Regions from separate parts of the Homo sapiens genome. Here region 2 is linked to region 1. Evidence: chromatin contacts called from ENCODE Hi-C data. All regions are on one chromosome and are shown on one strand. Each heading gives the region's core, a stretch centred on a gene start or an enhancer-like site at or near the end of the contact. The rest is flanking DNA. Distances are from core to core; before and after follow the strand shown. Region 1 has its middle 61 kb from the start of TRIM2. Region 2 overlaps TMEM131L (transmembrane 131 like).

Evidence for each region. A loop is a pair of places that touch in the nucleus more often than their neighbours do. Pooled maps may share reads with other maps.
Region 2: a map of dorsolateral prefrontal cortex shows a loop between it and region 1 (3-fold over the local background). The contact joins two enhancer-like sites. A Hi-C loop is called at or near these places in 1 of 168 maps with a recorded cell type or tissue (dorsolateral prefrontal cortex), 1 of 37 single-sample maps with no recorded cell type and 7 of 50 pooled maps.

What each region holds. Positions count from the first base shown.
Region 1 is chr4:153,142,017-153,144,651 of GRCh38, forward strand. No RefSeq gene overlaps it. Among named protein-coding and RNA genes, the nearest start is that of TRIM2, 61 kb to the right of the region's middle. Within about 2 kb of position 1,340, at least 12 of the 41 ENCODE cell types and tissues checked have a DNase peak (open chromatin) inside an H3K27ac peak, as active enhancers do; they include dorsolateral prefrontal cortex, where a contact is called at or near this core.
Region 2 is chr4:153,486,885-153,489,519 of GRCh38, forward strand. The region is part of intron 3 of TMEM131L (transmembrane 131 like); the gene reads left to right. Among named protein-coding and RNA genes, the nearest start is that of TMEM131L, 22 kb to the left of the region's middle. RefSeq lists enhancers at 659-708, 719-768, 919-1,038, 1,139-1,208, 1,389-1,558 and 2 more. Within about 2 kb of position 1,292, at least 28 of the 41 ENCODE cell types and tissues checked have a DNase peak (open chromatin) inside an H3K27ac peak, as active enhancers do; they include dorsolateral prefrontal cortex, where a contact is called at or near this core.

The sequences.
Region 1 (2,635 bases), core at 90-2,589:
TCAAAAAAAAAATTGTTGACAATATATTAGACCCATGCTATGTGCTTTTGTGCTTCAAGAATGAGAAGGGGCAACATTTTAAGAGAAAGCATGAGACAAGTGCACAGGGAAAACAATGGAGCCCTGTGCACAGGTGTGCAGCCAGCAGCTGCCAGGCAGCCACAGAAATGAAGAGGAGGTGGAAGGGCTCTAGGCTTCTCCAAAGGAGCTGCCTGCTTTGGTCTGCGAAAGGGAGATTTCCGACTGAGGGTGCCCAAGATTTTAACTGATGGGTGGGAAAGCAAAGTGTGAATCTCCAAACCCACAACTTTCCCACTTCTGCAAGGAGTTCTCTCCTCCTCTGTGTCAGCCCTGAGAGACAAAGAGTGGCAGGAATTTCAGGGCAGGTGGAGGGTGGTTCATTTACAGAAAAGAGCTTTCATGATCTCCGGTTGGATTAGGGTAAGGTAGTAATGAATGACTGTTGTTTGGATGAAATACTGGAATGATTTCAACTGTGGTAGACAGGTTTGACTTGAGAAGAGTATGGAGAACTGGTTAAGAACAGACTTGGCCAGCCATGGTGGCTCACGCCTGTAATCCCAGCACTTTGGGAGGCCGAGGCAGGCAGATCACTTGAGTTCAGGAGTTCAAGACCAGCCTGGGCAACATGGCGAAACCCCGTCTCTACTAAAAACACAAAAATTAGCCGGGTGTGTTGACACACACCTGTAATCCCCACTACTCAGTGACTGAGGCACGAGAATTGCTTGAACCTGGGATGCGGAGGTTGCAGTGAGCTGAGATGGCGCCACTGCACTCTAGCCTGGGCAACAGAGGAAGACCTTGTCTCAAAAAATAAATAAATAAAATAAATAAATAAATAAATAAATAAATAAAAATTTTTTAAAAAAATTACAAATGAAAGTGATTTGCACAAAATACAAAAGGAAATTGAAACCAGGCTGGCCTATAAGAGAAAGGTAGTTTATTGACTTAATGGTAACTAAAACTCTAAAGGTAATAATTTCAGGTGACATTTGATCCAGCAGCTCAAAAAATGTCACCAACAGCCTGCCTTCTGTCCTCAATCTGCTTTATATGGTGTTGGCTTTATCCACAGATTCCACAAGGTGGCCCCAGAGGCTGCTCCAGGATCTCGATTACTGGAAAAAGGCTGTAGCTGCTCCAAAATTCACCATTCGGGTAAAAAGGGTGGTCTCTTTTTCAGAGCTACTATAAAATAGGTTTATTCTTCCCAAAAGCCCCGGCAAATGTCCTCCTGGCTTGTTGCCTCTGATTTGGTAGTGCCAGTCTCCAAACCAGTCCATTTGGCTTGGGGCCATGGTGGGTGTGCCCATTGGTTTAAGCCAGCCAGAAACCACTCCAGGCACTTGGGGAGGGTTCAGTCCCACTCAAGCCAAATTCACTCTTGAAATCTGTGTTCTTGTATCCAGGAGAGAATATAGATGCAGGGTATCAAATAGCCAATGTGTACTACATTACATTTTAAGAGAAGCCACCAAATTTATACAATTTGTGCTTACAGATTTCTATACAAAGACAAGAGAAATGCCTGATTCTTGTGTGTGTGTTTTGTTGTTGTTATTTTTTGTTTTGTTTTTTTCCTGTTGATCGATCACAATAACCAGGAAGGATTTTGGCATTTGGCATTTTTGCACCTTGGTTCTGACCTGGAAAGGAGGAGGGTGTGGCATTTATAGATAAGTAACTGAAGACCAAGGTCAAATGAATGGATGATGTAATTCATTCCCTAAACAGAGAAACGTCTGGTGCCTTCCTGGCCTCAGTCCTCTCCGAAGGGGCTGTTGGCTCCAGCCCAAAGGCCTCTGCATTCTTTGGCTTCCATTGATTTCTCACCTGATTCCAATCACATTGCCCTCTGACTAATACTATGTTTTAATGCTTAGACGAATTATGTATGCATTAAAAGGAAAACCTTGGATTTAAGCCTTGAGGTGAAATAGGATGCTTAGTCTGTGGTAACAAAAGAAGACTGGAAATGGAAGGAGATCAGCGAGGTCAGACACAGCAGCCCACAGACGCAGCCCTTGGCTGCTGAATGTCCTCCATCTCAGCCCATATGGTGACACTCTTGAGTGCACACTGGGCATGCAGCCCAGATAAATGCAGCCAGGATAAGTGGTTTCTATAACATAATGGGGTTAAATGAAAGATTTCTAACTCTCCCACTTTCATTTGTGGCTCAGAAAAGATTTTAGTAATGAAATCGAAGGTAATCAGAGATCAGCTGGAGGAAAGATGTATAATCAGATTTTCCAGTGTTCAGATTTGCTCTGGGGGAGGGGTTATGCATTTATTCAACAAATATTTCTTAAAGGCCCAGTATGTGCCAGGTATGGGTACAATGGTGGCCTGTCCACTTGGGTTTACGGTCTAGCACAAGGGAGCTAGGTAATCATCAAATACCTATGCAAGCCCACCTACAGTAAGTGCTATCGGTTAAAATATAGACATATTTAGGCATGTTAAGAAAGTCTCACGTGAATTTTGTGAATTAAATGTGTAGAGAAACTCCCAATATAGAGCATCTTAAACTGCTGAATGAAGTATTTAAAAAAGACTGTTTTGCCAATTTTGTTGTTATAATTTACATACAATGAAATTCGCTGAT
Region 2 (2,635 bases), core at 42-2,541, 340 kb after region 1:
GAAGGCCGACAGCAGTGTGTGCTATGCTGAGTGCTATGCTGGGCCACCTGAGCTCAGCGAGAAATGAGCGGTCTAGGGCAGTGTTTCTCGAAGCCTGGTCCAGGGACCTAAATCAGCATCGCTTGGGAACTCGCTAGACTGGCCGGTTCTCAGACCCCACCCCAGACCTGGTGTGAATCAGAAGCTCTAGGGGAGGAGCCCAGAGATCTGTTTTAACAAGCCCTCCAGGTGGCTCTGATGCACGCTCAAGTTTGAAAACCATTGGCCCAGGGTGAGGCAGCTCAGGGACCATGTTACAAAATATACTTTTTGTGGAGGATTAAATAATGAGAGGTAGAAATAGTCTTGTAGGTAAAACAGTGGGTGGAAATTGGGAGATGGTTGCTTTTCAGCCTGACTTACCACCACTGGCCCAGGATTTTATCAAACCTAGAATCCGTACGTATTCTCTTCATAGGGTATGGAGTGTTAGCTGGTGGATCGAGTGTGTCCGAAGAAGTTCTGCTGCAATGATGCACATGGGGGTGGGGTTCCAGGCTGAGCTTTGGTGTCCACCTATCAGGGTCTCATATGTCCTGGCATGCCTGGTAAATAGGTGGGTTAGGCCATTGCAGGTCAGCTTCCAGGGGAGGACTGAGGAACCTTCTGAGGGAGAATTCATTCATTATAAGGGAAGTAAGTTTGGCAGAAAACCTTGGCCCAGTAACAGAAAGTCTCAGTTGTTGGATGGGAGTGGCCACTCACAGCACAGGGTGGTATGTGTATTCAGATCTGTCTCCTGGCCCAGGCCCCTGTGGAGCTGCACAGGCGTGTGTGTGTGTGTGTGTGTGTGTGTGAGAGAGAGAGAGAGAGAGACACCCTCGTGGGCCTGTGGCTGAGCTGTATGTGTGTGTGTGGGAGTGTGCGAGAGAGAGGAGCCAGGGACAAGGAGAGAGACCCTTGTGGGCCTGTGGCTGAGGTGTATGTGTGTGAGAGAGAGTGAGAGAGACAAAGAGACAGACAGACTCTGGTGGGCCTGTGGCTGAGATGTGTGTTTGTGAGTGCGAGAGAGCAGACAGGGACAAAGAGAGAGACCTTTGTGGGCCTGTGGCTGGTTGTGTGTGTTTGTGTATGTATGAGAGACAAGAGAGACTCTTGTGAGCCTATGACTGAGGGGTGTGTGTGTGTATGTGTGCATGTTGAGAGAGACCCTGGTGAGCCTGTGGCTGAGTTTTGTGTGCGTGTGTGTGTGTGAGAGAGAGACCGAGACCGTTGTGGGTTTGTGGCTGAGTTTTGTGTGAGAGAGAGAGACCCTGTGGGCCTGTGGCTGAGTTGTGTGTAAGAGAGAATGAGGGTGCGTGAGTGCACCAGTGTGAGTGGGGTTGTTGGGGCATGAGGAAGGATATTACTTAAGGCAAAACTGAAAGAAGTGTTCTAAAAATTCTGTGAGAAACTGGGGTGGGCGGAAGCAGCACGGGGCACTGCCCACCCCAAGGGGACTTCCACACCCCGTCCTGCAGCTGGAGGGCCAGGGCTGCCTGTGGGAGGAGTGGGGACCGGGCCCTGGTGAGGGCAGGGCCCAGAGGAGGCAGCCGGGAACTTGGAGAGAAGGAACAAAATTGGGACAAGGGCCTGGGCCTGGGATAGCCCAGCCTGTTGTGTGCCACTTACAGGGGAGAAGGGCCTCCCCAGCCACACAGCAACCCGGGGATTCCCTGCGGCTCTGTTGTGGTGGAGTGGGAGCATTTGCCAGCTGAGGGGGCTGGATGGAGTAGGGCAACAGGAAGCAACTCAAGTTCAAGTGTGGTGTATTAATTTCCCAGGGCTGTCTAACGAAGTGCCACAAACTGCGCGGCTTTAGAACAACAGAATTGTATTCTCTCCTCACAGTCCGGTGGCTGGAAGTCCTCTGTCAAGCCGGCAGGGCCACGCTGCCTCTGAAACCCTCGGGGAGTCCGCCCTCGCCTTTTCCTAGCTTCTGCGGGCTCGCCGGCAGCCTGTGGGGTTTCTTGGCTTGCAGCTGCGGCACTCCAGTCTCTTGTCGCACAGCGCTCTCCCTGGGTGTCTCCGTGCTTTCACGTGGCTGTCGTATAAGGACACCAGTTATATTGAAGCAGGGGCCCACCCTACTCCAGTCCAGCCTCATCTGGACTAATTGCATCTGCACCAACCCTGTTTCCAAGTCAGGTCACATTCTGAGGTACTGGGGTTAGGACTTTGACATATCATGTTGGGGTTGGTGGAGACACAGTTTAACCCATAACACATAGTCCCCAGCGAGACTCGTCTGTGAGCCCTTGTGAATGTCCCTCACTTGTTTTCCTTGCCCTCCCCCAACACCAGGGCTCCTGAGAAACGCCTTTTTGGTATTGGGCTGGTGATGTGTGAAGCGATCCACTGTGAAGCTTCCTTCCTGAGAGCTGCACAGACCAGTCTACGGCAGCTTTGGACTCCTGGGCTCCAGCCGCAGCTGCAAAACCCACGCAGTTTCTTCCCAGCTCATTGAACCTGGCCTTTTGGTTGAATGGATTTTATTTCTGAATTATTTCTTTGTGTATCTGTAGGAGCACGTCCAAGGAAAATTCTTTATTTTCACAAGATTGTGAGCACTGGGGAGAAGTATTTTTTTCTTGAGACAGAGTCTCACTCTCTCACT